Regions from separate parts of the Homo sapiens genome. Here all the other regions are linked to region 1. Evidence: chromatin contacts called from ENCODE Hi-C or POLR2A ChIA-PET data. All regions are on one chromosome and are shown on one strand. The core of a region is the stretch at or near the end of the contact, and the rest is flanking DNA. Distances in the headings are between cores, read along the strand shown.

What was found. A loop is a pair of places that touch in the nucleus more often than their neighbours do. ChIA-PET counts read pairs that join two places held with the same protein, here RNA polymerase II (POLR2A). Pooled maps may share reads with other maps.
Region 2: a loop to region 1 is called in a pooled map, with 2.3 times the contacts of the local background. The contact joins two enhancer-like sites. A Hi-C loop is called at or near these places in 1 of 37 single-sample maps with no recorded cell type and 5 of 50 pooled maps. POLR2A ChIA-PET finds 5 or more read pairs at or near these places in 6 of 52 experiments (BJ, WTC11, activated CD4-positive, alpha-beta T cell and 3 more).
Region 3: a loop to region 1 is called in a map of naive thymus-derived CD4-positive, alpha-beta T cell, with 2.6 times the contacts of the local background. The contact joins the promoter of FOXN3-AS2 here to the enhancer-like site in region 1. A Hi-C loop is called at or near these places in 1 of 168 maps with a recorded cell type or tissue (naive thymus-derived CD4-positive, alpha-beta T cell) and 6 of 50 pooled maps. POLR2A ChIA-PET finds 5 or more read pairs at or near these places in 1 of 52 experiments (WTC11).

What each region holds. Positions count from the first base shown.
Region 1 is chr14:89,766,471-89,769,743 of GRCh38, reverse strand. No RefSeq gene overlaps it. Among named protein-coding and RNA genes, the nearest start is that of EFCAB11, 190 kb to the left of the region's middle. RefSeq lists enhancers at 1,453-1,502, 2,292-2,561. Within about 2 kb of position 1,828, at least 3 of the 41 ENCODE cell types and tissues checked have a DNase peak (open chromatin) inside an H3K27ac peak, as active enhancers do.
Region 2 is chr14:89,538,701-89,541,973 of GRCh38, reverse strand. It overlaps a transcript of FOXN3 not described here. Among named protein-coding and RNA genes, the nearest start is that of FOXN3-AS2, 36 kb to the left of the region's middle. Within about 2 kb of position 1,498, at least 2 of the 41 ENCODE cell types and tissues checked have a DNase peak (open chromatin) inside an H3K27ac peak, as active enhancers do.
Region 3 is chr14:89,574,671-89,577,943 of GRCh38, reverse strand. It overlaps FOXN3-AS2 (FOXN3 antisense RNA 2), which reads right to left and starts at 1,728. Exons shown (of 1, transcript NR_024620.1): 1 at 467-1,728. It also overlaps a transcript of FOXN3 not described here.

The sequences.
Region 1 (3,273 bases), core at 579-3,078:
CCCGAGTAGCTGGGACTACAGGCGTCTGCCACCACACCTGGCTAATTTTTTGTATTTTTAATAGAGACGGGGTTTCACCGTGTTAGCCAGGATGGTCTCAATCTCCTGACCTCGTCATCTGCCCACTTCTGTCTCCCAAAGTGCTGGGATTACAGGTGTGAGCCACTGTGCCCAGCCTACTATTTTAAGTTTTATTGACCTTACTTGAATTAATAAAATTGATTTACATGTACTAACGTAATTCTTGTAATCATCTTGTAGGGAAGGTATTATTCTTAAAAATATATATATTTCAAAACCCTTAAAAATGTTTCTTTGCTCTTTGACGCACATCTGGGAGTTTATCCTAAGGAAATAATTACAGATGAGGTGAAAAAGCTTTATCTAAGAATGTTCGTGGCAGAATCGTTCATAATTGTGAAACTCAGAAGCAATATAAACATCCAGAAAATTGGAATCTTTTAAAAAAGTTGAACGCTTTAAAAGAGATATAAAAATATATGGTGGACATGAGAAGACTTTTATTTCCATTAAGTAAAAAAAGCAGCACTTTTTTTTTTTAGTGGCAGGGCACAGTGGCTCACACCTATAATCCCAGCACTTTGGGAAGCCGAGGCAGGGGGACCACTTGAGGTCAGGAGTTCGAGACCAGCCTGGCCAACGTAGTGAAACCCTGTCTTTACTAAAAATAAAAAAAAAATTAGCCGGGTGTGGTGGTATGCACCTGTAGTTCCAGCTGCTAGGGCGGCTGAGGCAGGAGAATCATTTGAACCCAGGAGGCAGAGATTGTGGTGAGCCGAGATCGCGCCACTGCCCTCCAGCCTGGGTGACAAGAGTGAAACTTCGTCTCAAAAATATATATAAAATAAAATTAAAAGTAAAATAATTTAAAAAAGCAGTTTAGTGAAAAATGCAGTGTAGACCTGCATTGTGTAATACAATAGCCACCAGCAACGTGAGCACTTAAAATGTGACTAGTCTGGGCCAGGCACAGTGGCTCATGCCTATAATCCCAGCACTTTGGGAGGCTGAGGTGGGTGGACCACCTAAGGTCGGAATTCGAGACCAGCCTGACCAACATGGAGAAACCCAGTCTCTACTAAAAATACAAAATTAGCCGGGCGTGGTGGCACGTGCCTGTAATCCCAGCTACTCGGGAGGCTGAGGCAGGAGAATCGCTTGAACCTGAGAGGAGGAGGTTGTGGTAAGCTGAGATTGTGCCACTGCACTCTAGCCTGGGCAATGAGAGCAAAACTCCGTCTCAAAAAAAAAAAAAAAAATGTGACTAGTCTGAATTGAGAAGTGCTGTAAGTGAAGACTTAATATGGAAATAAAAGAATATAACAATATTTCATTAATTTTTATGTTGATTCAAGGTTGAAATGATAATATTTGGGGCATATTACTAACATTAATTTCCCCTGCTTTTTTTGTACTTTAAAAAAATGTGGCTACTAGAAAAACTTGAAATTTCATATGTGGCTCATATTTATTTTAGGACTTGTGACCACACAGTTTCTGTTACAACTGCTCACTTGCGTTGTAAGTCAAAGCAGCCATAGATGACATAGAAATGAATGGACATCTCCGTGTTCTAATAAAACTTTATTTATAAAAACAGGTAGCCAACCAGGAGGGCAGTAGTTTGCTTAACCGTGGTCTAGACCAGAGTTTCCTAACCTTGGGCCTTTTGACATTTGGGGCTAGGTAATTTGTTGTTGTTGAGGGCTGGCCTGTGCGTTTTAGGATGTTTAGCAGTATCTCTGGCCTCAACCACTAGATGCCAGTATCACCACCTGCCCCAGTTTTGACAACCTAAAATGTCTGCAGACATTGCTGAATGTCTTCTGTGGGGGAAAAATCACCCTGATTGAGAACCACTGGTCTAGCTCATATGATTTTATTTCCGAGAAAACAAAAATTGTGTGCATGTGTAGTGTTCTGGATGGGTACACACCAAGGTGCAGGAGTTACGTGTTTGGTTTTTTTCCCCATCTTTTCATTTTTTGCATTTTCTAAATTAAGCATAGGTTATTTAATATGTAAAAAGGAACAATCGTGGGGCTGCATGTGGTAACTCGGGCCTGTAGTCCCAGCTACTTGGGAGGCTGAGATGGGAGGATCGCTTGAGCCCAGGTGTTCCAGATGCTTCTGGGCAACATAGAGACCCCATTGCAAAAAAAGTAGGGGGATGGGGCAAATAAATAAATAAAACAATTGTGTAGACAAAGAAAGCCAAAAAGACAAAGATAAAATGAGACTCAGAAAGAAATCCACGTGTAGAAAAGAAAGTGAGAGTTGGGGGAGAATGCTACTTCATCCCCAAAAGACAAGTTCTCTACTTGGCCAGGCCCTCAACTGCCACTCCAAGATGTAATATCAAGGGCAGCAGATGTGGTTGGGCCAATGATCTCTGGGTTGATTATGGGTTTGGAAAAATACATCGGCCACACTGGAGTAGGCAGGCCCTCGCCTGGTGTGGTGTAACTATTTACCAAAAGGAAGCAGGCTTGATTTTGATGTACACACCACACCTCCTCAGGTGTAAGGCACACTGGGACCTCCACTGCTTGAGTCCACCAGGGAAAGGAGGAAGTAAGGAGTTAGACAAGATTTCAGAATGAAAAATTGAAACGCTGACTGCACTGAACTACTTCTCACAAAAGCCCAGGCAGTAACATTTTAGCAACTAAAAAATCAGTGCCAATTTACTGATATTTAAAATTCATGTTATTATAAATCAATTATTATTATAAGTAACTTTACTTTGTGCTTGCCATGCACCGGGCAGTGTACCTCATTTAATCTTCCATAATCTTCCTTATAGTGCTGAAAGGTAGGTGCTGTGCTTAGGATAGTTTTCCAGTTGTGGAACCCAGAGCTCGGAGATGGTAAGTTATATGCCTAAGTCCCACAGCTAGCAAGAGATGGAACCAAGGCTGTAGGCCACTCTCTGAGTTGACAAGTCATGCCCTTGTGATCTAAACTACAAGGGTGTACATTTTCTCTTGGGATTCAAGTTCTTATTTTGAAAGAAAAATACATAGCTCCTAAGAATTATGGTTTTTTGGAATTAGTCCTTTCCAGGAAAAAAAAGACTTTGCTCACTGTCATCATTGGTGAGAAGCTAATAAGCATGTCAAGTTCAGGTGTAGTTTGAGCAACTCAGTGAAGAGGTAGAGAGAGGTGAGGCAAAGATCTAGGCAGGAAGTGACCCTGAAAGCTGGGTGGCCTGATACTGGGATCTGGGTGGTGGGTCCATCAGAAAAGGGC
Region 2 (3,273 bases), core at 249-2,748, 230 kb after region 1:
GATCGGGACCCCTTTCCTTTAACAACTTGGGTCTTTGGGCTTATATTTTCCTGAGTAATCTTAGAATATTGCTGATGCAAGGGACCTTTTGTAGTTCCATGTGCCCAGTTTTACAAGTAAGGAAACCAGAGAAGTGAAAAAGTTTGCTCAAGGATGTACAGCTATGTCCAGAGTGGCAGAGCAGGGAGCAAAATCCCAGCCATAGCACTGTTACGGGAAAGGGGTCCTGATCCAGAGGCCAAGAGGGTTCTTGAATCTCATGCAAGAAAGAATTCAGAGCAAGTCCATAGAGTAAAGCAAAAGCAAGTTTATAAAGAAAGTAAAGGAATAAAAGAATGGCTATTCCATAGACAGAGCAGCTGCGAGGGCTGCTGGCTGCCCATTTTTATAGTTATTTCTTGATGATATGCTAAACAAGGGGGGGATTATTCATGCCTCCCCTTTTTAGACCATATAGGGTAACTTCCTGACATTGCTGTGGCATTTATAAACTGTTGTGGTGCTGGTGGGAGTGTAGCAGTGAGGAGGACCAGAGGTCCCTGTGGTGGCCATCTTGGTTTTGGTGGGTTTTGGCCAGCTTCTTTACCACAAAGTGTTTTATCAGCAAGGTCTTTGTGACCTGTATCTTGTGCTGACCTCCTGTCTCATCCTGTGACTTAGAATGCCTTCACCGTCTGGGAATGCAGCCCGAGTAGATCTCAGCCTTATTTTACTCAGCTCCTATTCAAGATGGAGTTGATGTGGTTCAAACACCTCTTACAGCACCACCCACATGATGTGTTTGAATTGAACCAGGAAGGAAAAGTGCTTGTTTCTGTAGCTCTGGTTCCATTCATATATCCAACAAATATTTGCGAGAGATCTGTCTGGTGAGGTCCTGAGCTTCCAATGACACAATGTACAAATTGAAATCAAAATCGGTAAGAATCTTAGAATTCTTCCAATTCTAACATACTGTGACTCAGCCAGAGATACTCTGACTCAGCCACTTAGTTTATTCATTCATTCATTCATTCAGTTCCTTCATGTTGCAAACACTTATTAGACATTTCCTACTTACTACTGCAAATCTCTGCACAACAAAAGTATTTTTAAGACCCGATCTGAGTCACTTATATCAAGGAACATTCCATATAGATTTTTCTTAGCAGCAGCAGTCTTTGGATGTTTTATCCTAACAAAATTTGATTTTTAAAGGCATATAACTCGTTCATTTTCCTTTTTTTTTTTTTTTTTGAGACATAGTCTCACTGTGTTACCCAGGCTGGAGTGCAGTGTTGCAATCTCGGCTCACTACAGCCTCCGCCTCCCAGTTCAAGCGAGTCTCCTGCCTCAGCCTCCCAAGTAGCTGGGACCACAGGTGCGTGCGACCACGCTCGGCTAAATTTTTTTTTTGTATTTTTAGTAGAGACGACGTTTCACTATGTTGGCCAGGGTGGTCTTGAACTCCTGACCTCGCGATCCGCCCGCCTTGGCTTCCCAGAGTGCTGGGATTACAGGCGTGAGTCACCGTGCCCAGCCTCATTTTCTTTGTAACTGGTTGCTTTAGGTCTCCAGCCAACTTTATATGCGAGATTTTAAAAAAATGCTATCAAACTCTAGTGTAAGGATTTGCTTCAGTTTTAGGTCTATGTTAAGCATGCCTTTTAGAGGACAGTGGTAAACATTGGTTTACTTGGCTAGGTAAAGCATCTGTTTTCAAGGTCTTGATCTAACCACATACCCCACAGTCACTTGTTCCTGGCCTTTGTTGTTATCTCTATTTGCTCAGAAATGTCCACAATCCTAAAGTCTGCTGTAAATTTCACATGGTTATTGCATTACCTTCTACTACCATGCTGCAAACACCAATTTGAAGGAGTGGCGTGAGAAAACAACTAAAAGTATTTATCCTGCTGTTCTTTGCATTTTCTTTGTTCTGTTGCATCGTGATATCTGGCTATCGGATTTCATAGAAAAGTAGAAACAGCCGAGGGCACTGTTTTTGTAATTTCATATTAAACTCATTTCCTTGAAAATCTGGCTTGAGATGAGTGTTCTTCAGACTTCTCTTCCATTTTGGTATGTTTCCTTTTTCTTTTCTCATGCAGCCTATGTCTAGTTTTTCAAGCACATTGAAGTTGAATATATTTTTGTTTTAGTATCAGAAGGCACAGCTGCCGTGGACTAACCCTAACGAGCCTCCCTCTGTCACCCATCAGTGTCTCACGCAGCAGTTCCTGACCATCAAAGTGTGCTCTGTGCTAAGTACTCTGCTGGATGATTTGGCTTGAATTTCTCAATAAATACACCTACTTACCCTAAGAGGCAGTTAATATTATTCCCATTTGACTGATATGGAAACTGAGGCTGAGAAAGTGGAAGCAATTTTTAAGTCAAGTCACACAATGTAAGTGGTGAGCAGGACCCAAGGTTGTGTTTATATGATTTTGAAATTTTGTTATCGACCCTACTTATGAGCCCTGCTTTATTTCTCCATTATAGACATCCCATTTTGTTTTTCTTTTAAACTGAGACAATGGCAAAATAAAAACAGGGGAGTGTTTTATGTATCATTTTCACTGGACCGGTATTTTCTGTGTTTTTCAGAACACTAGCCAGCAAGCTCCTAAAAAACAAACATTAAATTAATTTGGTCAAAACTGCACATTATATCCTTTTCTAGGAGATACTGTTTTATTTTATTTCCTTTTCTCAAATTTCCATTTGACTACATAACCTTTTTATCTTCAAATGCCTTTAAAAGCACAAATTGGGAAAGGTTTCAGTTAAAAGACAAGTGAAGAATTTGGTATTATACAACTAAATTTTTAAAAATAAAAAAAAGAAAAGTGGCCAGGCACGTGGCTCACGCCTGTAATCCCAGCACTTTGGGAGGCCGAGGCAGGTGGATCATGAGGTCAGGAGTTCGAGACCAGCCTGGCCAACGTGGTAAAACCCTATCTCTACTAAAAATACAAAAATTAGCCAGACGTGGTGGCGGGCGCCTATAATCCCAGCTACTTAGGAGGCTGAGGCAGGAGAATCGCTTGAACCCATGGGGCGGAAGTTGCAGTGAGCGGAGATCGCACCACTGCACTCCAGCCGGGGCGACAGAGTGAGACTCCGTCTCAAAAATAAATAAATAGATAAATAAATAAATAATAATAATAAAAGGCCAGGTGCGGTGACTCATGCCTGTAATTCCAGCTCTTTTGGGAGGCTGAGGCGGGCGGATCACCTGAGGTCGGGAGTTCGAAACCAGGCTGACCAACATGGAGAAACCCCGTCTCT
Region 3 (3,273 bases), core at 479-2,978, 190 kb after region 1:
TGAGTAACCTGCTGTCATAGGTTTTCATAGAGTCCTGACATCTAACAGAGTAATTAATGCTTTAGGCTTTTAGGAGCTGTTTCAGGTTTTTATTAATCACCGTTGTGATTGCACGTGTGAATTATGAAGGAGTTATTTTGGTAGTTGAATTTCCTCCTCAGGAAAATTTCCATATTTGTTCATGATGAACTGATAGCCTGAAGAAAAAGGAGAAAATGGAGAATTTTCCCCGGGTCCGAAGCAGGCACTCCACATTATCCAGGGTAAGAATGACTTCCTAGAGAACAGAAGGAGTGTGAGGTGTTTGAAGCTGGTGGTTAACCGTTTTCTCTTTCCCTCCCTGAAATTTAATTAGAAATTCCCCGTGATTGCCCCGGGAATATATGGATTTTGTGAACTTTGTAAAGATGTGTGGCATCATTTCATCCTGACATCATTTGCCATGAATTTGCAGGTTTTTTATTCCTTTATGATTCCTGCCATTGGAGGAATCACTCCTAGGACCTTCCTGATTCGTCTACTGGTCTTTTTGGGGTTTTCCAGAAGACGGAGGTATCTAGGTAATCGGAAGGAAATAGAAACCTATCCTTATAATTTTATTTATGGAGGACTACATGGATTTTCAAAATTATGTGATTGTACTTGAGATCAGTGTATGAAAAAGGAATGCACTGAGCGGAGTCTAGTCCTTAGGATTCTCTTCTGAAGTGTGAAAAAGAAAACACAATAGCTGTTATCTTGGAAACTCCGCCCCTCCAGGCATTCACTCGCACCCCAGGCATTTGCAGGCCCTCTGCATAGACTCTGCTGTGGCTACACGTGGGTCTTCCGTGCCATTTTCCTTGGCATGTGAGTAAATGTAGGTTTCCCCTGTGTTTATGGGAAATTTTACTCCCAGCCTTTTACGGTGACAAGAGAAGACTGGCTGCTTTACTCAGCACAGGGCGCTTTTCAATGATTAGAGCGATTTTCTCTGATTCTACTATACTTAGGGAAGATTTTTGAGACTACAAATACAAGACAAAGTAGTTATGTATCAGCATACGGATGGAGGCAGCCACTGTGCTAGTATCCAATTCTTTGACTACTGAGTGAAAATAGCTGCTCCTGTTCTAATTGCCATTTTTACTCTTCCTAAGTGGCCAGTTGGGAGAGACGGAGGAGGGAGGGAAGGAGCTGGGTTGGGCGGGAGGAGGTCCATTTGCAAAGTCAACAGCGGAAGTGTTCGGGGAACAGAAGACATCTGATCCGAATTCTATACAGATAAGGGAAGGATTGGATACCCAGCAGATGGGCCACCCTTCTAATTCTGCAGTAGCTTGCCGTGACAGACTTCTAATCTGATGGTATTTTCATCTTAATTTACTTGCAACCTGTTTTGTTTTGTTTTGGGTTTTTTTTTTTTTGTAGGTAACAGCATTTCTGACAAAGGTGATACATTTGCTAAAGCTTAACATTCAGATTCCTTCCTTGTCTGAGTGTTATATAATTATATATACATTTGGGCTCAAAGGTCCCAGTCTAACAAATTCCCTTCACAGGAGCACCATTTGAGGGCCCATTCTCTCATTAATTTTATTTGACATTTATGTCAACATTACATTCCTAGCCTAAAAGGAGAAATCACATGAGTACGCAGGGGCGTATTTTAAAGTGGAGTATTTAGTTTGGCAGTGAAAGGCACCCGGCGAAGTCTGCGAAAGCAACGTTTTCTAAATTAGTTAATATAAAGTGGTCTAAATGCACTAAATTTATATTGTTCTACAATGTGCTAAATGCTAGAGCACGTGGCTGTTTTGATATTTCTAACATTTTCCCCCTGGGGCTCCCAGAATTGCCTAAGATGGGTGTCTCTGGAAAATAAACTTGGGAGCCATCAGAGGTGTCAGGAACAGCTGAAAACAAGTCACTTACGATGTCAGCGATGGAATTTGCTTCCGTGAGACCTTGTGCAAAAATCAAAGACCTGATTCTTCTGCTTAGCCTAACTTCAGAGCGAGGAGTTTATCGGTGGGGCATAGAGGCATCTGGTCCCCAGTTCTGCTGAATGAAGAGTTTCACAGGCGCTGCGTGGAGGCCGGAGGGCGGTTGCCAGCCCCAGCCCAGCATTGGGAGCCAATCACATGGCCACGACTTTGCCTAGTGCTTCCCAAAGTAGACAAAAGCGTGAACTGGGGTTATCAAACCTAAATAAGAAACAGTTGTTAGAGACCATCGGTATCCTCTGATTTGGGAGCTAAGTTGAATTTTGATTCAAGAGATGCCACGAGAGAGGGAAAGAGCTTCCCCTAAGCAGCCTCCAAGGGCCCGAGCGTGGCAGCTCCTTCTGCTTCCAAAATGCTGACTTGTACATACTTGGTGGTTTTTGTGCTCTGGAGCTGTGCTTTGTGTTTGGCTATAACAATGAGTTGCAGACTGGGTTTTTGCTTTGCAGAGAATTCACCAGCATTGGAGAGGACCTGCCTTTGGTAAAAGCAGGGAGTGGGCAGTTTGTCCAGCCCCCGTCGCTTGAGTTTATTATAGTGTTTATCCCTTCTCCCTATCATCCCCACCCCAGCCAGGGTTTACTGACCCAAAACGACCTCCCAATTTCCTTTCTGCCATCTCTATCATGAATCTCAAGGGTCAAGTGCTTGGTCACCAGCTGACCTGTGAGCCTACCCAGATAGCAAGGTCCTTCAAGGTCATCTTAGAGTGATCTTAACTATGATCTTCTAGAGTCAGTGTCGCTTGGGGGTCCCCTTCGTGGGTTGGCAGAAAGGTGAGGATTTTGTCAGGGAAAATAGAGGAGGAAGGATGATTGCAGTTTATGAAGGAGAAACTTTGAGTCTGAGTTAGCTTTCATCAGAGTCAGTATAGACAACCTTGCTCTCAACACCTCACTTTGGCTTAGAGCACTTCGTGATTTTCTTACCTGATCTCATCTGCTTCAGCTTCCCGCTGGCCTTGTTTGCATACCGATCAGCTGGTGGGGTAGCAGTAGAGTGTTTTAGAGTTCCAGTACACCCTTCCTTTCCTATAAAGGCACAACATACAGAAGAAATAGAAATTTACAATTTTTTTTTTAAAGCTGTAAAGGCAATTCTGATTTTCATAGGGAAGAGATTTTAAGAATTGGAGGAGCCTCGGAGGTCTTTGCATGTCTAGATAAGCTTGGAGGTTAAGAGCCAGGTCTCCTAACATTTGGCCCAGTCTTCTTTTCTTGTTCCAGCCACTGCCTGTAGGACGATCAGAGAAGCTTCCCATTGAGATTCCAACATAGGGATGTAAAGT